Regions from separate parts of the Homo sapiens genome. Here region 2 is linked to region 1. Evidence: read pairs that join two places in POLR2A ChIA-PET (ENCODE). Cell type or tissue: MCF 10A. All regions are shown on one strand. Links, peaks and the distances in the headings refer to the core of each region. The heading gives the core; the rest is flanking DNA.

The links. Peaks named below come from ENCODE experiments on the same cell type or tissue, not always from the same donor. Only the 100,000 strongest peaks of a DNase experiment are listed, where the experiment ranks them.
Region 2: POLR2A ChIA-PET joins it to region 1 with 7 read pairs; 5 of 35 experiments call an interaction of 5 or more read pairs at or near these places.

The regions. Positions count from the first base shown.
Region 1 is chr2:71,293,835-71,304,908 of GRCh38, forward strand. No RefSeq gene overlaps it. Among named protein-coding and RNA genes, the nearest start is that of ZNF638, 32 kb to the right of the region's middle. In MCF 10A, for the core only: a CTCF peak has its summit at 5,776 (motif pointing right); no DNase peak of the experiment used is centred there.
Region 2 is chr2:71,379,375-71,390,448 of GRCh38, forward strand. ZNF638 (zinc finger protein 638) reads left to right here. Exons shown (of 28, transcript NM_014497.5): 9 at 848-906; 10 at 1,139-1,191. It also overlaps the pseudogene RNU6-105P. Among named protein-coding and RNA genes, the nearest start is that of ZNF638, 53 kb to the left of the region's middle. In MCF 10A, for the core only: no CTCF peak of the experiment used is centred there; a DNase peak (open chromatin) is centred at 5,877.

The DNA of each region.
Region 1 (11,074 bases), core at 1,408-9,407:
AAAAATTTTTCAATTTTGACAAAGTCTCACTTATGTATTTTTTCTTTTGTTGCCTGTGCTTTTGGGGTCATATCCAAGAAGTCAGTGCCAAATCCAATATCATGAAGCTTTTGCCCTATATTTTCTTCCAAGAGTTTTATAGTTTTCACTTTTGTGTTTAGGTCTTTGACCCATTTTGAATTAGTTTTTGTATATGATATAAGGTAAGGGTCCAATTTCATTCTTTTGCATGTGGATATACACTTTTCCCAACACCGTTTGTTGAAAAGACTGTCCTTTCCCTGGTGAATGATTTTTGCACCTTTGTTGAAAATCATTTGATCATATATGTGAAGGTTTATCTCTGAGCTCTCTGTTCTATTCCACTGATCTGCATGTCTATCTTTATGCCAGTATCACACTGTTTTTGATTACTGTAGCTTTGTAGTTTTTTGTTTTTTGTTTTTTTTTTGAGACAGAGTCTCCCTCTGTCACCCAGGGTGGAGTGCAGTGGCGTGATCTTGGCTCACTGCAAGCTCCGCCTCCTGGGTTCAGGCCATTCTCCTGCCTCAGCCTCCCGAGTAGCTGGGACTACAGGTGCCCGCCACCACGCCCGGCTAATTTTTTGTATTTTTAGTAGAGACGGGGTTTCACCGTGTTAGCCAGGATGGTCTCTATCTCCTGACCTCGTGATCCGCCCGCCTCAGCCTCCCAAAGTGCTGGGATTACAGGCGTGAGCCACCGCGCCCGGCCAGTAAGTTTTGAAATGAGGATGTGTGAATCTTACAACTTTGTTCTTCTTTTTCCAAGATTATTTTGGCTATTCAGGGTCCTTTGGGATTCCATATGAATTTTAGGATGGATTTTTCTATTTATGTAAAAACATTATTGGGATTTTTGAAAGGGATTGCATTGAATCTGTAGATTGCTTTGGGTAGTATTGCCATTGTAATAATATTAACTCTTCCAATTCATGAACATGGGATATGTTTCCTTTTATTTGTGTCTTCCTTTATTTCTTTCAGCAATTTGTAATTTTCATTATACAAGTCTTTTACTTCCTTAAGTTTATTCGCACTAAGTATTTTATTCTTTTTGATGCTATTACAAATGGAATTGTTTTGAATTTCCTTCTCAGATTGTTCATTGCTATTGTATAGAAACCAACTTATTTTTGTGTTTTTCACCCTGCAACTTTACTGGATTTGTTTTTTAGTTCTCGTGGGGTTGTGTGTGTGTGTGTGTGCGTGTGTGTATAATCTTTAGGGTTTTCTACATATAAGACCATGTCATCTGTGAATAGAGATAATTTTACTTCTTTCTTTCCAATTTGGATGTCTTTTATTTCTTTTTTTTTTGCCTGATTACTCTGGCCAGAACTTCTAACGCTACGTTAAATAGAAGTGGCAAAAGTGAGGCCGGGCTTGGTGGCTCACATGTGTAATCCTAGCACTTTGGGAGGACGAGGCAGGCAGATTACATAAGCTCAGGAGTTCTAGACCAGCCTGGCCAACATGGCAAAACCCTGTCTCTACTAAAAATACAAAAATTAGCCAGGCATGATGGTGCACACCAGTAATCCCAGCTACTCTGGAGACTGAGGCATAAGAATCACTTGAACCTGGGAGGGAGAGGTTGCAGTGAGCCAAGATCGTGCTACTGGACTCCAGCGTAAGCAATAGAGTGAGACTACAACTCAAAAAAAAAAAAAAGTGTCTGAAGTGAGTATCGTTGTTTTATTCCTGATCTTAGTGGAAAAGCTTTCTGTTTTTCATAATTGAATATGATGTTAGCTGTGGGTTTTTTGTATCTGGCTTTTATTGTTTTGAGGCAGTTTCCTTCTATTCCTAGTTTGTTGAGTATTTTTATCATGAAAGGATGATGAATTTTAAATACTTTTATTGCATCAATTGAGATAATGTGGTTTTGTCCTTCTAATTCATTGTATGAAGCTAGGAATTACTTTTTTTTTTTTCTTTTTTGAGATGGAGTCTCACCCTGTTGCCCAGGCTGGAGTGCAATGACATGATCTCAGTTCCCTGCAACCTCTGCCTTCTGGGTTCAAGTGATTCTCCTGCCTCAGCTTCCCAAGTAGCTGGGACTACAGGCGTGCACCACCATGCCTGGCTAATTTTTATATTTTTAGTAGAGACGGGGGGTTTCACCATGTTGGCCAGGTTGGTCTCCAATTCCTGACCTCAGGTGATCCACCTGCCTCGGCCTCCCAAAGTGCTGGGATTACAGGCATGAGCCACTGCACCTGGCCTTTTATTCTAAAACTAGATAAAGAATACAAAAAAAAGTACAGACCAATATTCCTCATGAATGTAGATGCAAAAAATTACTAAATTATTGCCAGATTTAAGGCCAGTGTACAAAAATCAATTATTTTCCTATATTGTAGGAATAAGCAAAATAAATTTTGAAAAGGGATACTGTTTTCAAAAGCATCGTAAACATTAAATAATGTAACATAATATAGTCATAATATTAATGCAGAAAACCATACAATGTTATTGGGAGAAGGTAAAGAAGTTCTGAGTAATTAGAAGGATATACCATATTTTGTTGATTAGAAGTCTCAATATTGTAAAGATTTCACTTCTTAACAAATTGATTCACCGAGTCAATGCAGTCCCAACTCAAAATCCAGTAAGTTTTTTTTCTTTTTTTTTGAGAACTTGACAAGTTGATTCTAAAATGTATCTGGAAATGCAAAAGACCTAGAATAGCCCAGACAATCTTGAACAGTGGGAAGGCTAGCCATATTGGATATCAAGACTTAATATGGCCGGTCATGGTGGCCCACACCTGTAATCCCAGCATTTTAGTAGGCCAAGGTGGGAGGATTGCTTCCAGCCTTTTTTTTTTTTTTTACTAAAAAAAAAAAGAGAGAGACAACATGACACTGTAATTATTAAGAAAGTGTAATATTAATGGAAGAATAGAAAAATTGATCAAAAGACTAGAATAGAGAGTGCTGAAGCAGAATCACATATATCTGGACACTTCATGTATGAGCAAATTGACCCTAAAGAGAAGAAGGGAAATAATTAAATTTTTTTCAGTATGTGGCATGGAGACAATCAGATATTATTATTTTTAAAAGGAAGGAAAAAACATACAAAGTAAAAATCAAACCAAAGCTTGACCCAACGTCACACTATTAAAAAAAAAAAAAAAAAAGGCCGGGCACCGTGGCTCATGCCTGTAATCCCAGAACTTTGGGAGGCTGAGGCGGGCAGATCACCTGAAGTTGGGAGTTTGAGACCAGCCTGACCAACATGGAGAAACTCAGTCTCTACAAAAAATACAAAATTAGCTGGGCGTGGTGGTGCATACCTATAATCTGAGCTACTCAGGAGGCTGAGGCAGGATAACAGCTTGAACCCGGGAGGCGGAGGTTGCGGTGAGCCGAGATTGCGCCATTGCACTCTCCAGCCTGGGCAACGGGAGCAAAACTCCGTCTCAAAACAAAAAACAAAACAAAAAAGTTCCAGGTGGGTTGTGGTTTTAAATGTGAGCAGCAAAACAATGAAGTTCCTAGAAGATAATATATGAGAATATCTTCATAACCTTGGTATAAGAAGACTTTTAATAGGATGCAAATAATACTAACTATAAAGAGAAAGAAAAGCTAAATTGGACTACATCAAAATTCTTTCCTCACTGCCTCCCTCCCATCCTTTCTTCCTTCCATTAAGATTTTACCCCTGGCCAGGCATGGTGGCTCACACCTGTAATCCCAGAACTTTGGGAGGCCAAGGCAGGAGGATTGCTTGAGCCCAGGAGTTCAAGACTAGCCTGGACAACGTAGCGAGACTTAGCCTCTATTTTATATTTTTTTTTAAAAAAAATTTCACCCTACTGGGGAATTATTAGAGATCAACAGTAAAAATAAGTCATTGCTTATCAAGAATACTGTGGTAATGTCCTGTCACTGGGGTCCTCACATAAACTGTTGAAAACCTTTAAGCCATTTCCTACCATATAGCCACATAATCTTTTCAAAATATATATCATCACTTTACACTTTGACTTAAAATTCTTTCACTTAAAATTCTTTCACTAAGACTGGTTAAGTAAATTCTAGGATATCTCCCTAAAATGAAATATGCTACAGTCATTAAAAAGAATGAGGTAGATTTCTTTACATGAATGTAGAGCAATCTCAAAGAATTATTAAGTCAAAAAACAAGATACAGAACAATGTGTATTAAAGTGTAGGGAATAGATACAGTAGAATCTCATCATATATTCATTTCAGTTACTCAAAATTAACTAACTCATGTAGGTAAAAGAAAGGAAATTATATATTATTAAACAGGGCAGGGGACTGCATTGGCCTTTTCTCCACTTTGTCTAAGTATGTAGTCTATCTTATTAGTCTGTGAAATAGTGTGTAATTTTAAGGGTTTTACTGACCATTTATAAGGAAGAGTTATACATAATGCAGGAGGCCAGGCACTGGAACGGTAGTGGTTTTCCTAACTATCGTGCAGCACAGCTTGTCTTAAGACAGGGTCTTACACACTGAATGATTTTTGGTATGTCTGGCCCTCAGCCATTAAATGTCAGTAGCTTCTGAGGTATTGGGTCAACCAAAGAACTGCTCTGCAGATCTTCAAACATCAGTGGATGGGATGGGATTTAGGAGCATACCGCCTTAGTGTTCTTAGGCTAAGAACACTAGAGGGGAAAAAAATAGAAGAAATAATATAGGGTCACAGAGAAAACTGAGTGAAGACTGAGAGGAATTCACAGCATGGGATTTGGGATTGGTTGCACAAAACTGTATATGCTACGCCTGAATAAGTAATGTAAGGGTTTTTCATGGATTATTTTGACCATAAGCAAGACAGGAAAATGGGCAACATGGTTGCATGTAAGTTCTATCTGGAATTTAAGTTGGGCTCTCAGTTGCCAACTCCAGGGAGCTGCCAGGAAGTAGATGTGCTTGAAGGACTCCTCAGTTCCCACCTTTACCCTGAAGTGTTCTGGAACCTGCACTTACTATCCCTGTGCCAGCCTGTCCCTCCTCCCTCCCTAAGGAGGGGAAGGGAAACACCCTTAAGAGGGAAAAATCAGCTCTGAGGTGAGGAAATAGGATAGTTACTAATTTGAGAATACTCATTTGGCCAGGCGAGGTAGCTCATGCCTGTAATCCCAGCACTTTGTGGGAGGATCACTTGAGCCCAGGAGTTTGAGACCAGCCTGGGCAATGTAGTGAGACACCTGTCTCTAAATAAGAAAAAAATTAGCCAGGCATGGTGGTGCCTGCCTGTGATCCCAGCTACTTGGGAGGCTGAGGTGGAAGGATCACTTGAGCCCAGGAGGTCCAGGCCACAGTGAGCCATGATTGTGCCATTGCATCCCAGCCTGGGCAACAGAGCGAGACCCTGTCTGGAAAAAAAAAAAAACAACTGATTTGACTTAATGTACTACTGGACTAGACTAAGGAAACTCAAAATAAGTTCAGTACAAGGAAGTGTCTTGACTTAAGTTATAACTGAAAAGTCACACAGACTTCCGCTTAGCAGGGGCTTGGTAGGATAGCTGCTGTCCTTAGAAAGGTTTTGGGCATGGCCAACCTTGGTCTGGTATTTCAGTAATAGACTGGATTGTGCCTCATTTTGGTCACCACACTTAAAAAATAATGTAGATAAATACAGGAGTCCATTGAAGGTGATTAAAATTATTGAAAGCAGGTAAAATAGCCCTAAGATTGGCATTGGTGTTTTTACTGCACCCCAGCCCAGATTCTTCTGAAGTTTTCAGTAGCACTACTACAAAAGACCACAAGGTGGTGACAAAATTCTAAGGTATCTTTTTTTTTTAAGCTAGATTTGGAAGCAATCACACATTCCCTGATGGAAATGAGGAAAAGAAAGCTTAAGAATGTCTATATTTCAAGTTTTATGGAATGATCAGAATACTTTCTCTAGCAGGTTTTTTGCAATACTTGCCCATTGTTTAAACGAAAAGATTTCATTCATGTTAAAGAACAATACTGGTAAATGAGTTAGATATTTGTCTCTTAGGCTTTAGCAGACATCAGCATTGTTTCCGTAGCTTTCTGCTCTCTTTTTCTCTCTTTTCTGTCCTCTGTACCTCTGTCCCCTTTCAAAAGACTCCATCATATGAGGAAGTCAATCTAATATAGTGGTTGAGGGCGTGGATTCCGGAGGCCTGCTGCTGAAGTTCAGATACAGATTACCAGTTATTAACTGTGCGACATACAGCAAATCACTTAGCTCTGTGCCTTGGTTCCTTTTTCTCTAAAATGGAGATGACAATAGTGCCTAGTTCATTGATTATTCTCAGGATTAAATGAATCTATAAGTGTAAGAGCACTTAGAGCAATGCCTGGCACATAAAAATGTTAAAATTATATGGAATTAAAATTTAAATGATTTTCTATTGGTTTATGGAGTTAACTTTTTAAAATTTATTAAGTAGATGAGTGAGCTGCATGAGGATTTTCTCTCTCTCACACACACAACTTCCAAATAAAATTTAGTTGCTTTTGGTTTAGGAGGCACTTAATAGCTTTCCTTTTCCTCTGTCCGTCATGTTTCCCTATTTCTTACCCTTACATTAGTCACTGAAGAGAAAAGGATAGGGATTTTGTTTATTTATATGAAAGATATTTATGTTAAAGTGAGACAAGAAAAAAAAAGTGGGGTTTTTTTTTTTTTTTTTTTTTTGAAACAGGGTCTCGCTCTGTTGCCCAGGCTGGAGTGCAGGCATGATCTCGGCTCACTGCAACCCCCCCTCTCCTGGGTTCAAGCGATTCTCGTGCCTCAGCCTCACAAGTAGCTGGGACAAGAGGCGCATGCCACCATGCCCAGCTAATTTTTGTGTTCTTTTTAGTACAGATGGGGTTTCACCATGTTGCCCAGGCTGGTTTTGAATTCCTGAGTTCAAATGATCTGCCCCCCTCGCCTCCCAGAGTGCTGGGATGCCAGGTGTGAGCCACCACACCTGGCCAAAAACATAGATTTTTTTGCCCTGTATTTTCTATGGGCACAGAAGAAAGACCTTTTCAATAATCAAGAAGATTTTTAAAAGGATATTATGCCTTACATATTTAACTATTTTAGGATCACATTAAAATGATCTGCTAATGAAATTAAAATCTGTACATTTACTTTATTCACTCTTTTTTGTTTTTTTGAGACATTCTCACTCTGTTGTCCAGGCTGGAGTGCAGTACCGCAATCATGGCTCACTGCAATATCTGCATCCCGGGCTCAAGCAGTCCTACTGCCTCAGCCTCCCAGGTAGCTGGACTACAGGTGCATGCCACCACACCTCGCTAATTTTCATGTGTTTTGTAGAAATGGGGTTTCACCATGTTGCCCTGGCTGGTCCCGAACTCCTAGGCTCAGGTGATCTACCTGCCTAGGCCTCCCATAGTGCTGGGATTACAGGCATGAGCCACTGCACTGGGCTTGTACATTCTCTCTTTAGAAAATAAAACTTTTTAAATAAAATACTTCAAATATCCAAAAGAAAATCTGAGATATTTGTAAGATAAAATCATAAAAATAAAATTAACGCCATTTCTTCAACCACTCAATTGAAGAAATAGAACATTAATATAATTTTTGAAGCCCTCTATACCCTTACTCATCCTGTGCCTCTCTTTGAACTTCCCCCAATCTGACTTTTTTATTTCTTATTTTTTCTCTCTCTCTCTCTTTTTTTTTTTTTTTTTTTTTTTTTTTGAGACAGGGTCTTGTTCTGTCACCCAGACTGGGGTACAATGGTGTGATCATGGCTCACTGCAGCTTCCTTGACCTCCTGGGCTCAAGTGACCCTCCTGCCTCAGCCTCCTGAGTAGCTGGGACTAGAGGCGTGTGCCACCATCTCTGGCTAGTTTTTGTGTTTTTTTGGGGAGAAGTAGTTTCACCATGTTGTCCACGCTGGTTTCCAACTCCTGGGCTCAAGTGATCCAACTGCCTTGGCCTCCCAAAGTGCTGGAATTATAGGTGTGATGATTTCTTATTCTCTTACATGAAAAAATATCTTACCACTAATGGGCAAAATCATAAACACGGTATTGCTTAGATTTGCATGTTTGAAGACTTTACGTAAAATGATTCCTATTCTTCTTCTTCTGTAACTTGCTTTTTGTTTTTAGTCAGGAGTATATTCCAGATGTTCATCCATGTAGATACTTACCTAGAGCACATGTATTTTTACTACTCTGTTGTATTCTGTTATGTATATATCATTTATTTTTGTCACTCATCTGTCAATTAAAAATGGTATTAAAATCCAGAATTTAATAATTTTGCTATTAAAAAACCAGTGCTGCTGTGAGCATTTTGTACTGGCTTCTTGGTACACCTGTTCAAGAGTTTTTCTAGGCTACATGCCTGCGAGGGTAATGCTTGAAAATGACAAATGGTTTTCCAGGGTGATCATGATCCATGTACCTTCCTACTAGCCGTATATAAGAATTAATGTTTCTCCATATCCTTACCAATATTTGGTCTTTTGGTTTTTGCTTGGTGTGTGCAAAATGGTCTCTGCTTCAATCACTCTGGCCTGTTTAGTGCTCCTCACAACCTTTGCACTTACTTGTTCCTCTGCCTGGAATGTTCTCTCCCTGATATCTCCGTAGTTTGCTCCTTTACCTCTCTCAGGCCTTCACTTAATTGTGAAGTTCTCTGTGAGGCTTTCCCTGTCCATCCCCTTTAAAATTTGGCATGCTTCTCTCCCACTCCCTTATCTCTTCACTGCTTTATTTCTTTCCGGACCACTTACTGCCACTGCTTTTCCACACTAGAACTTAAGTTCCTTAAGGATAGGGAGTTTTTCATATCTTGTTCACTGTTGTGTTTCTAGAATTTAGAGCAGCACCTTCCCCATAGAAGACTTTAATAAATATTGTTGACTGAATTGAATGAATGTCATTGAGGTTTTACATTTTCTTGATTATTAATGAGGTAGAGCATTAATGAGGTGGCCACTTTTTATTAGCCATTTGTGTTTCCTTTTCTGTGAAATGGCTGCTCAAATATATTGCTTATTTTTCTATTGGGTTGTTTAATACTTTCTTATTGATTGATAGCAGTTCCTTGTAAGTTCAGATTTGTTAATTACTCATGTCATACATATACTTATACTTTGTGCCTTAACTTTAAGCTTTTTTTAAAAAAAAAAAAAAAACTTGGCCAGGCGTGGTGGCTCACGCCTGTAATCCCAGCACTTTGGGAGGCCGAGGTGGGTGGATCATGAGGTCAGGAAATCAAGACCATCCTGGCCAACACGGTGAAACCCTGTCTCTACTAAAAATACAAAAAATTAGCCGGGCGTGGTGGCGGGCGCCTGTAGTCCCAGCTACTTGGGAGGCTGAGGCAGGAGAATGGTGTGAACCCAGGAGGCGGAACTTGCAGTGAGCCTAGATTGCACCACTGCACTCCAGCCTGCGGGACAGAGCGAGACTCTATCTCAAAAAAAAAAAAACAAAAAAAAAAAAACAAAAAAAAAACTTACCTCTTGATAAACAGTTTTAATTCTTTAAACACTTTTTAAAAATTTTTTTAATTTTAATTTTTTTTTAGAGACAGTGTCTCACTCTGTCACCCAGGCTAGAATGCAGTGGTGCAATCATGGCTCACAGCAGCCTTGAACTCCTGGGCTCAAGTGATCCTTCTACCTCAGCCTCCTAAGTGGCTGGGACCACAGGTGCACACCACCATGGCTGGCTAATTTTTTTTTACTTTTTACAGAGACAGGGTCTCCAGTATTGCCCAGGCTGGTATCAAACTCCTGGGCCCAAGCAATCCCCCCACCTCTGCCTCCCAAAGTGCTGGGATTACAGGTGTGAGCCACTGCACCCTACCTGATATGTACTTTTGGATATATGATTACACATATGTGTGTTTTTTCTATTTAAAAATGGGAACATACTACACGTACCTTAAACTCTTTCAGTTATCTAAAAAATTAATTGTCAAATAATATTGTATTATATGGATCTAAAACAATTGTGTAGTTTACCCTCATTTGTTTCTGCAAGCTCATCCTCTTTTTCATGGTCATTAGATATTGCCTATTCTCAACACTTGGCCATCTTCTCTCCTCACTTGGTATTACCTCCGTAGGTAATCTCACCGATGGCTCACAGCTTAAGTTATTAGATACATGCCAGTGACTTCCCAGAGTTACGTCTCTAGCTCATAAACCTCAGAGCCCCAGCCTAGGTATCTAACTGTCTGCTTAGCATTCCTGCTTGCTTATGTCAAAGGTACCTCAAACTCTACATGTCTAAACAAGGCAGAACTAATGAATTTCCCCTCAAACCTAGCAGTCTGCCAGTGTTCCCTTGGCATGATCATCTGTCTCACTGAATAAGGCATAAACAGGAATCACCATTAATACATTATTTGCTCCTAAATCCTGATCATCTCTCCTGTGATGTCTTCTTTGATTTAGCTGGGCAGAAATTTAGGCTTCTGTAACCAAGAAAAGCTACGGATTGTCTGATTCACATCTGTTTAGAGTTTACTGTTTGTGGGCAAGAAATATACCTCTTTGCAAGGCTCTGTGGTCTTTCCTGTTTGCTTTCAGCTGGACCAATTGAACTGAACCTTGTTTTTTTTGCAAGAATTAGATGTAGAAGTAGTGAATTTATGAGTTAGGAAATTTTTTGACTGCAAGTTACAGAAAACCCTAATCCAAACAAATCAATTTATTGCCTTCTATAAAAGGAAGTCCAGAGGTAGAATGGGTTCAAGCTGATAAATATCAACAGTGGCTCAGTTATATCATTATGGACCCAGGTCCATTCCTCTCTTCATTCTGCTGTTCTTAGCAAAGTCAGTGTTTCAAGTTACAGGAGTTTAACCAGCACCTTTGTAACCACAGAATAAGGATGATCACTTCCCACACTTTCCACATAAGGATAGAGGCATCCTCCTGGCATTCCGTATGTATACATTTTTTCAGTTAAATATTCTAATTGGCTCTCTTTAAAAGTTTTATTTTTAATTGATGCATAATAATTGTACATTATGGTTGGGTGCAGTGGCTCACACCTGTAATCCCAGCACTTTGGGAGGCCGAGGTGGGTGGATCACTT
Region 2 (11,074 bases), core at 2,163-10,162, 86 kb after region 1:
CAACTCCAGCCCACTGGGGCTGTGAGTCATTGCTTTGTCTAGAGTATCCACATTTTATATGCTACCTGCCCACTAGTCACTTAATAGCTGTCTTGGTTATCAGATTGACCGTCACTGTATTGCAGTGCTTGTGTTTAACCCTCATTTTACTTAATAATGGCCCTAAAGTGCAAGTATGGTGATGCTGGCAATTTGGATATGCCAAAGAGAAGGGGAAAAATGTTTCCTTTAAGTGAAAAGTTGAAAGTTCTGGACTTAATAAGGAGAGAAAAAAATTGTATGCTGAAGTCGCTAAGATCTACAGTACAGTAAGATATTTTGACAGACCGTATTCACGTAAGTTTTATTACACTATATTCTTACAACTTATTTTTTTAATTTAAAATATGGAATGCCTAACGAATATGCGTGTCATCCTTGCGCAGGGGCCATGCTAATTACCGTATCATTCCAATTTTAGTATATGTGCTGCTGAAGGGAGCGTTTTTCTATTTTATTATTGTTGATCTTTTACTATGTCTAATTTATAAATTAAACTTTCATGTATATACAGGAAAAAAAACATAGTATATATAGGGTTCAGCACGAGCACGGTTTCAAGGCATCCACCAGGGGTCTTGGATAAGGAGAAACTGCTGTAGTTAATGATAAGAAAATGCAGATGAGTTGTGAAAGATGAGATGTAAAATTAGGCTGTGTAATCACAAATTGAAAAAAATGTCTTTATAAATAGGAAAAGGTAATAATCATGTGTCCTTTAGAATAGGAAGATTTTAGATTTTTGTTCTATATTTTCTAAATTGCTTTATACTAAATTTCTTTTGTTCAAAATATTTTTCCTACGTAGAACAAAGAGGTGAAGAAAAAGACTTTAGAGTCAAAGAAAGTATCTGCATCTACCTTAAAGTAAGTGACTTTATGATTTCATATGTGAGAATGAAATGTGCATATGACTTAAGAAATTTTAATTTTTAAAACCGCATTTTAAATATATTTTATCACTATAACTATAGTTTAAGAGGGATATCACTCCAGTTGAATTATTTTAAACGTTTTTAGGTTTAAATATTACATTTTTAGGATTTTGTAGAACTTAGAATTCCTAAGTTGCTGCTAAATTTTTTCTCCTTTTAAATAGAAGAGATGCAGATGCTTCAAAAGCTGTTGAAATTGTTACTTCAACTTCTGCTGGTAAGTTGTTACTTTTAATATTCTTTCAAATGAGTGTATCTTGTCAGTTTAGTAGAAACTTAGATGATGATGCTATGAAGACACTATTGTGCTTTAATGAAGGAGACCCAAATTACATTCTTTAATTGGCCCCTGTATTAAGCAGGCGGTTAATATTTAATGCTGTGTAATTACAGAATCACTTCTGGAGTAAATACAACAAATCTGTGAGATAATGTATGTGAAATAGCTATCGTAGTTCCACAGTTAATAGCTGTTTTTTACATGTTTAGGTTAGTTATGCAATATCTCCCTCCATCCCTTCCCGATAAACCCACAAGACACAAAACATAAGAAAGGTATGTTAAGAATGCTTATCTGGTCCTCTTTGATTTTGGAGGTTAATTGAGAGCCAAAAAGCAAGCAAAAAAGACTATCCAGAAATGGATGCTATCATACTCATGTACTAAAAGCTATTTCTTTATACTCAGGAAAATACTTGAAGCCATCATTATGAATCCAGTTAAATAAATTTTGCATACAGTTTTATAATCCGGGTTCTCCTTTTTCTTAGTCCATTTAGGACTAGAAAGGTGGAAAGTTTTGAGACTAGTACTAGTGAGAATAAACAGCTCGATAGTGAAAGACAGGAAAGAAAAGCTAAAATAAGGCAGAGACAAATTTAGGAACTTACATTGCGTTTTGTATGTTCTGTTTGGGGAAGGTAAAAATATAGTGTGTTGGTTTTTCTAACTGGAATGAGGTAAGAATTTAGGCACTAAGTTTTACTAGTGAGGTGAAAATTGGATTGTGGAATATCTCATTTCCCCGTAATGTTTAGTTGTATAGAGTATTGAAGTATTGAAGGTTAGCAGAGATACTATGAATGGCTTCTGGAAGGCAGTACATTTTGATTAAGATTTTAAATTAGGTAACATTATGTGAAGAGATAAAATGTGGAGGCAGAAGATTACTTCATCTGGGGGGCACACAACAACAAAGGTAACAAAGTTCAATTATTCTATTGAAGGCCTTGAAGGGTCATGCTGAGAAGTTTTCAAATTTGACCCCATTAGTAGCATTTTCAGAATGTGTCATGTTAAAGAGTAATTTCTGAAAGAAGTTTTGGGTAAAAAGGTTTGGGGTGTGTGTTATAGCTATTTTTTCTCTTTTGAAAAAATAATTCACAGAACACATTTTATGAAATCCTTCAGGAAAGAAACCTATTTAGCTTTGTTTAGTCCACTGTTTCCTAAGCTTGGCAAAAGTACACTCCATTTTTTCTGGATAAGAGCTAGTAAAAATTGGTACAGACTCTGGGAAATTGCAGTAGAGAATATGGAGCCACTCACTAATTGTTTAGGATTCTTATATAGATTGGATAAATTGGAGAGATGTAAAAATCCCACTGAGAAAAAACAGCTGGGCTTCACTTTGGGATGATGAGGACCTGATGTGAAAAAGGTTAATTTAAGTGATGTGAGGAGGTAAAATTTGCATTTTATTATATGGAATTTTTCAGTAAGTGAGTTTAAAAAATTTTTTAAATAATTATAAAATTTCCAAGTTTCAGTCCTGATAGGTTTTACTAAGAGTGCGATGATATTATTGATTACAATTGGAAAACTCACAGTGGTGCCTTTGAATTTGGGGTTAGGTCCTTAGATTTCAACATTACCAAGTTTCAGCTGTCACGAGTATCTGCTAGAGATATTCTTTAGTCAGCCAATCATATGGCATTGAAAGTGAGATACTTGGGAATTTTTTTAAGTTTAAGGTCTAAATTTTGGAAAGCTAAAATACTTCCTTGCAATATAAATGTAGAAAGAAAAAGGAGCCTATAAACAGGACTGAGAAAGTGACAGGTGAGAAAGGAAGGGTACTTGATAATTTTTTGAGATCCGCTCAGATTGAAGAGTGACAGGAAGAGTTAATTAGAGCAGTTTTAAGGATAAATTTGATTATAAGCACAGGGAGGAAGCAAGAGTGTAATTTGATCATGAATGGAAACATTCGAGCTCTTACCCAGTACTAATTAAAAAGAAAAATAGTAATTACTGAGTAGCTATTATATGCCCATGATAGGGGGCACTTTGTAGAGGCTTAGGATGTATCAGTGGACCAAATAGGCATGGCTGTCCCCAGACAGTTTACATTTTTAACTTGAGGTGACAAATATTAAATATAAAATAAACATTAAATAATATGAGTTTTAGAAAATGAGAAGTTCTGTGACACAAAGCTAAAGCAGAACCAGGGTAAAGGTGATGCAGGATTAGTTTGTTTTAAAGTTAGAATTTAGTGTACAAAATAAGGTAAAAATGACTTATTAAGTAGACAGACCTACTAACATAATCTGTACCAGAAGAGAGAAAACAAAGAAAAGAAGCCTCACATTTGTGGGTATGATATTTATGCTGGACACATGGGCACATAGTATATTTATGTTATTTTGTTTAATCTTTCAAACCGTTCTTTGAGTTGTAGTTAATGTTTGGCTGGGTGCGATGGCTTATGCCTACAATCCCAGCACTTTGGGAGTTTGAGGCGGGTGCATCACCTGAGGTCAGGAGTTCAAGACCAGCCTGGCCAACATGGTGAAACCCCGTCTCTACTAAAATACAAAGATTAGCTGTGTGTGGTGGTAGTAGTCCCAGCTACTCAGGAGGCCGAGGCACGAGAGTCTCTTGAACCTGGGAGGCAGAGGTTGCAGTGAGCCAAGATCGTGCCACTGCACTCCAGCCTGGGTGACAAGAGCGAGACTCCACCTCAAAAAAATATATTGTTCTCATTTTCTAGAAGAGATAGATTCAGAAAGGTTAAATGAGTCAGGGCCACATGGAGGAGTTAGAATTTGAACGCAAAACTTTATGATTCCAAAGCGTTGCATATACTAAATTACCTCCCTCAAGAATGAAAACTTCTTGATTTTCTTGGATCACTACTTTTCTCCAGCCTTTCTAGTTTTCCTAATAATCTTTTCCTCTTCTCATGTCATGCTTTTCTTCCTGGGTGGTTTTTTTTTTTTTTTTTTTTTCTTCTTTTATTGAGATGGAGTTTCACTCTGTTGCCTAGTTTGGAGTACAGTGGCATGATCTTGGCTCACTGCAACCCGTGCCTCCCAGGTTCAAGTGATTCTGCCTCAGCCTCCCGAGTAGCTGGGATTACGGGTATGCGACACTATGCCTGGCTAATTTTTCTTTTTTTTTTTCTTTTTCTTTTTTTTTTTTTTTTTTTAGTAGAGATGGGGTTTCACCTTGTTGGCCAGGCTGGTCTCAAACTCCTAAACTTAAGTGATGCACCCACCTCGGCCTCCCAAAGTGCTGGGATTACAGGTGTGAGCCACCATGCCTGGCCCTCTTCCTGGGTGATTTCTTTCCTGTCAGTCTTTAAGGACATCTCCCTTACGTACATAAACTCTTCTATCCCCTTGAGTATACTCTTCTCATTTTCTTATATTATTTAACAGTTACCACTAATCATCCGGTAGAGTAGTTCTTAACCCTGTCTTCTCTTTTCTTCTGTTCAACATAATTCAGATTTAGATAACATCCTTCCCCTTTTCAGCCAATCAGTGGCGGATCCATATTAGTTTTCCACTGACTCTACTTCAGCTCTCAAATTCTTTATATGTAGCTCCATCATGCCTGTAACTCCTTTTAATTCAGACCTGTCGTCTCACATTTGAACTTTGGAAGATAGCCTCCTGACTGGTATTTTTTATTCCATACTCTGCTTTATTATACACGTTGTTGCCCAGAGGTCTCTTTAAAGCAGATCTGATCATTCTACTTCTAGCAACCAGTGGAATAAAGTCCAAATTCTTTGGCTTTCCATAAATTATTCTTTGCCCTTTGACCCCAGATTATCTTTTGAACCTATTAACAGTCAACTGTGTATTATTTTGTAGTCACTCAGAATAGTTTATTTTCCATGTTACTTCATTCCTTGGTTCTTTATTTATGCTGTCTATTTGCATGGAATTGATGGCTGACTTCATTTAACTTCAGTAAGCACTTAATAGGTCGCAGGCAAGGTACTGAAGATAAAAAGTCAGTTAAGACTTCTTTTGGGGAGAGTTGGAGGACAGATTCTGATTTATCCTGTAAGGCTCATCTCTGATGAAACTTCCTTGATCGAATGATTTTTTTCTCTTGTTATGGCTTTTCTCTTTTTTAGAAATAATATGTCCCCTTTTCTTTTTACCTTTTCAGTTCCCAGCTGAAAATGACATTCTTTTAAATCTAAGTATAAAAGTAATGAATGTTTATTGTGAAAATTTTAAAATATTTCAGAAAATGTTTAAAGAAAGTGATTTACACCATTCAGAGATCACCTCTTGTTTATTTGCTTAAGTCAGTTATTTTCCCAATAAAAGCCCTTTGCTCACCTGTGGGAACTCCCACATGTGAGTTCCACCAAATCTTTCAGAAAGCAATATCGATTTCAGCTATACCATGGCATTCAGGAGAAGGGAAAGCTTCCTGTAAAAGGGGAAATGAGAAAAGGTGGGGGAACAGGCTAATACATCAAATACTGACAAAGACACTACACACCTATCAGAATGGCTAAAATAAAAAATACTGATAGCACCAAATGCTGATGAGTATGTAGAGAAACTCATACATTGTGTGCAAGAGCAATTGTGAAATAGTACAGCCATTCTAGAAAAGAGTATGACAGTTTAACTTAACAAAACTAAACACATGCTTACCATATGACATCACTTACACTCTTGGGCACTCATCCCAGAGAAATGAAAACTTAGCTCATACAAGGGCCTATACACGAGTATTTATGGGTACTTTGTTTATAATTGCCCCAAACTGGAAACAACCCAAATGTTCTTCAGTGGATGAATGGCTATTTTAAAAAGTTTTATATTATAAAATTTCATGTATATCACATTGAAATGAAATTACAGAGAGAGAACAGATTAGTGATAGTCAGGGTTGGTGGGAGGGAGGTGGCTATTGCTATAAATGGGTTTTAGAAGAGATCATTATGAAGGAACCATTCTGTATCTTGGCTGGTGGTAGTCACACTGATCTACACCTATGATAAAATTTCAGAGCTAAGTACACATTACATGTAAAATGAGTGAAATCTGGGTGTTGGTAGATTGTATCAATTGTGTCAGTTTTCTGTCTGTGATACTGTACTACAGTTATGCAAAGTGTTAACCATTGGAGGGAAACTGGGTGAAGGGTATATGGGGTCTCTCCTTTTTTCATACAACTCCATGTGAATTTACAATTATCTCAAAAGTGAAAGTTAAATATTTTTTAATTGCTGACAGCTTTCATAAAACTATAGAATTATATGTAGGAATATTAATGTTAAATTTTAGTGTAAAATTTTAACATATAGTGTCTGCGAGCACTTTGAATAATGGACTATGCACAAGAGAGGGTCGTATTGGAAGTATAAAGATGGTTCAAAATGAGGAAATCTGTTAATTCAATACTACCATATTAAAAAAAGAACATATGATCCTTTCCATAAATACTGAAAGGGATATTAACTTCAACATCCATTTCTAGCATTTAAAAAAGAAATCTTAGCATGGGCATCATAGTGAGACCCAGTCTGTATCAGAAATTAAGAAGTTATCTGGGCATGTTGGCATGTGCCAGCTACTTGCAAGGCTGATCTGGGAGGATTGCTTGAGCCCAGGAGGTCGACGCTTCAGTGAACTGTGATCGTGCTACTGTACCCCAGCCTATGCAACAGAGTGAGACCTTGTCTCAAAAAAAAAAAAAAAAAAAAAAAAGTTTCTTAAATTTATGATATGTATGTGTGTATATATACTTTTATTTATGCACACACATACATATACAAGTACACATATGTTAAAAGCCAGCATATGTTTAATAATGCATTAGATGCATTCCCATTAAGGTTGGGAACTAAACTGAGAATATGCATCAACACCTCTTTCAGTTAAAATAAATATTTTTTAAAACTAATAACCATTAACCAGTACAATGTAATTCAAGAGGCATGGAAATTGGAAAGTAGGATACACCGTTATTTGCAAATATGATAGTACGAAGGAAAACCTAAGAGAATCAATTATACAGTGCTATTTAATTATAATTACCCATCTTAATTCTCTAATATGTCATGTTTAATTGCTTTTTAAAGAAGAGCTCCTTATGTAATCTAATATTAAATAGTCCATTTATAATAATAAAAATGGTAGAAGTTATAAAAAGAAAACTAAAATATTAAAAGGCATAAAATGAGCCTTAAATGAAAAAATGGCATTCTTGGATAGAAAGCTTCACTGTTATAAGATGCCTTTTTTTTCTTTTTTTCTTTTCTTCTTTTTTTTCTGTTGCCCAGGCTGGAGTTCAGTTGTGGAATCTCAGTTCATTGCAGTCTCCACCTCCCAGGTTCAAGTGCTTCTTCCACCTCATCCTCCTGAGTAGCTGGTATTACAGGCCAGAGACACCTCATCCAGCTAAACCTTTTTTTTCTTTATACACTAAGTATAAAGAATAATAGCAATAAAACATTTTAAATTACATAAGCTGATTCTAAGTTTATATATTATAAGAAATTAACATAGAAGAATAGGCAGGACAGTTCTTTAAAGAAAACAATGAAAACAGACTATCCACAATAAATATTAAAATATATTACAAAGTTCGAAGATTTAGAGTAGTTTCATATAGTTACATAGACAAAAAGTAGGACAGAAGAGAGTCCAGAGATATTTCCCAAAACATACAAAACATCAGTAAATTTGTATGATAATATTTCGTTTTAGTTGGAAAAAGATCAATTATTCATTAAATTAGCTACTTTTTTTTTACTTTTGATAAAAGTAAAAGCACTTTGCTTGGTGCGGTGGCTGACGCCTGTAATCCCAGCACTTTCGGAGGCCAAGGTGGCTGGATCACTTGAGGCCAGGAGTTTGAGACCAGCCTGGCCAACATGGTGAAATCCCATCTCTACTAAAAATACAAAAATTAGCTGGGTGTGGTGGTGCTCTCCTGTAGACCCAGGTACTCAGGAGGCTGAGGCAGGAGAATTGCCTGAACCTGGGAGGTGGAGGTTGTAATGAGCTGAGATCATGCCACTCAGCCTGGGCAACAGAGCAAGACTCTCTCAAAAAAAAAAAAGTAAAAGTGCTTATATCAAACTGCAGTTGGATCAAAGATTTACTATGATACATAAGATGATAACAGTATTCTTTAAGTGTGGAGAATATTTTTTGTAAAATTTAGGTTGAGAAGTCCTTCCCAATCAGGAAGACATTTGACTACATAAAATGTATTAATGCATAAGTATTTTGAGTGACTTTAGAAAATTGTTAACCTATGTGTTAATTTTCTTAAGGAACTCTAATAAAAAATAAGAAGCCTCAACCCAAAAGATAAATTGGAAAATAGTATGATTAGGCAGATTATAGAGAAAGAAGTAGAGATGACTTTTAAACATATGAAGACGGATACAACTACACTTATAATTAAAGAAAAAAAAATCCTACCAGTTTCCATTTCACATTGGGAAGGTTGATCATTTCAGTTAACCATGTTAGGTTTTTGTAGGAGATTGGTCAGGGTGGTGGGAAAAGTTATAAGGAGAGACGCAAACCTTCTTGGAAGTCCTGGGAGGTTTTGCAAAGCTTCGGGAGAGAATAAAGGCTGAAGGCAGCTAAATTCTCTTACCCTGAGGCTAAGGGCAAGTAGTAGGTAACAAAGGAGTGTAAAGGAATTTATCTAGATAAGTTTATTTACTTTTGCCGACCTTTGATCATCCGACCTTTGATCATCCGACCTTTGATCATCTGACCTTTGATCATCTGACCTTTGATCATCCGACCTTTGATCATCTGACCTTTGATCATCCGCGTGCAGGACTGCTCCCTACAGGCGGGGGCAACAACTACCCACAGATTGTGTTGGCTCCAGGCCTTTGTCATTAAATCTGTACTAAATAAATACAAGCAGCTCCAGCTTATTGGGGCTGCGTTCTCTCTTCGGCGTCTCTAAGGCCGAGCAGTTTCCTAGCTGCGCTCACGCAAAATACCTGTGTCTGCGTACTTTTTTCATCCGTCGCTCGGCCAGAGTCGGTGGATCAGACTCAGCAGCTGGTGCCCCTCGTGAGGAACACTGCAAGGGATCACGACGGAACCCCCGAAAATGAAGGCGAAGAGACTGTGCAGTCAGTAAGTCATTGGTGCCCACTCGGGATATCCAAGTTCAGGGGAATTCTCAGACTAGAGTTTCATCATGAGACAACAGCTGTCCGCACAACAGAAACAGTATATAAAAGTATTGAAACAACTGCTTAAAGCTAGCAGAGCCTCGGTTTCACAGGCTCAGTTAAGGGTCCTAAGGCAAACTGTTGTTTCCCATAATCCATGGTTCCCAGCAGAAGGCATGCTGGACCTAGAGCTCTGGGAATAAGTGGGGAGAAATCTTAAACAATACCATAAACAAGGGCAACGGGTCCCAGTAACATCTTTAACCTTATGGGCCTTAGTTAGGGCTGCTTTGGCCCTGCTGTACACAGAAGATCCCAAGAAGGGAAGGGAGAAGGAACCATCACCTACCTTACCGCCGCCTCCTCTTCCCTCAGCCCTGCCATTACTGGGTAAAGATACCAAAGAGGAAACAGAGGTTTTCCCTGAGCCCCCTCCCCCAATAAATTGGAAAAAAGACAAGGGATACACTACAGCTGTGGGACCCTGTCTTAGGCAAGTGGCATTAGAAGGGGAGCTCTTAACCTGCCCGGTAATGCAAGATCAGCAAGGTACTCAGGTATATGAACCCATTTCTTTTGACGCTTATAAAGATAAGAAAAAGCATCAGAGCAAACGGAGCTGCTAGTCCATTTATGAAAGGATTAATTGAAGCCATAGCAGACAACTTCTGTTTGGCCCCATGGGACTGGTCAGTGCTAGCTAAAACAACTTTAGAGCCCAGTCAGTACCTCCTCTGGAAGACAGAGTATGATGAGTTGTATGAACAACAAGCCAACCAGAATCAATTGGCCGGGCAAAACATAACAGCTGCTATGCTTCAGGGGAGGGGTTCCTATGCCAGTGTCCAACAACAATTAAGTTTTGTTCCCTAAGCCTATGCACAAGTGTCTTTGTGTGCTATGAGGGCTTGGGACTGAATTCCCGAATTCCGAAAGCGGAAGTTCAACAAGGATCTTTATAAATGTTCGACAAGGGCCTCAGGAGCCATTTTTTGAATTTATCAATCGGTTAACCCAGGCAATTAAGAGACAAATTAGTCATCCCCAGGCCGCTGATAATCTTATTGTTGCAGTTGGCTTATGAAAATGCTAACGTCGACTGCCAACAAGCAATGCAGGCAGTCAGAGGAAAGGCAGTTACGGCCAGGGAACTTACACGAGCACGTCAACTGGTGGGGACTGAAACACACAAAGCCAAAATATTGGCCATGGCAATAAAGTCTCCTGAAGTGAAAAGGGAGAAAACCCCAAATTGTTTTCTGTGTGGAGAGCCAGGTCATAAGAAGAGGCAGTGCCCCACTAGTAGAGACCAAGGTAACTCAGCAAAAGAACCCCCTTCTATATGCCCCCGACGTAGAAAGGGGAAACGTTGGGCAAATCAGTGCAAGTCCAAATTTGATAAAGATGCCAACCACCTAAGTAATCAGGTGGGAAACTTCATGAGGGGCCAGCCCCAGGCCCTGCTCCAAACTTGGGCAATGCCAGCGGCTTTCCTCGGTCAATTGGAAAGCCCACAGTCCACTCTCTCAGAACAGCCACCTCTGGGAGCGCAGGATTGGGCTTACTCTGCCCCAACGAATTAGTGCTAAAAGGAGAAGACCCTAAAAGGATTGCAACAGGGATCTGGGGCCCACTGCCTCCAGAACAGTGGGATTGGTCCTAGGATGATCAAGCCTATCCAGCAAAG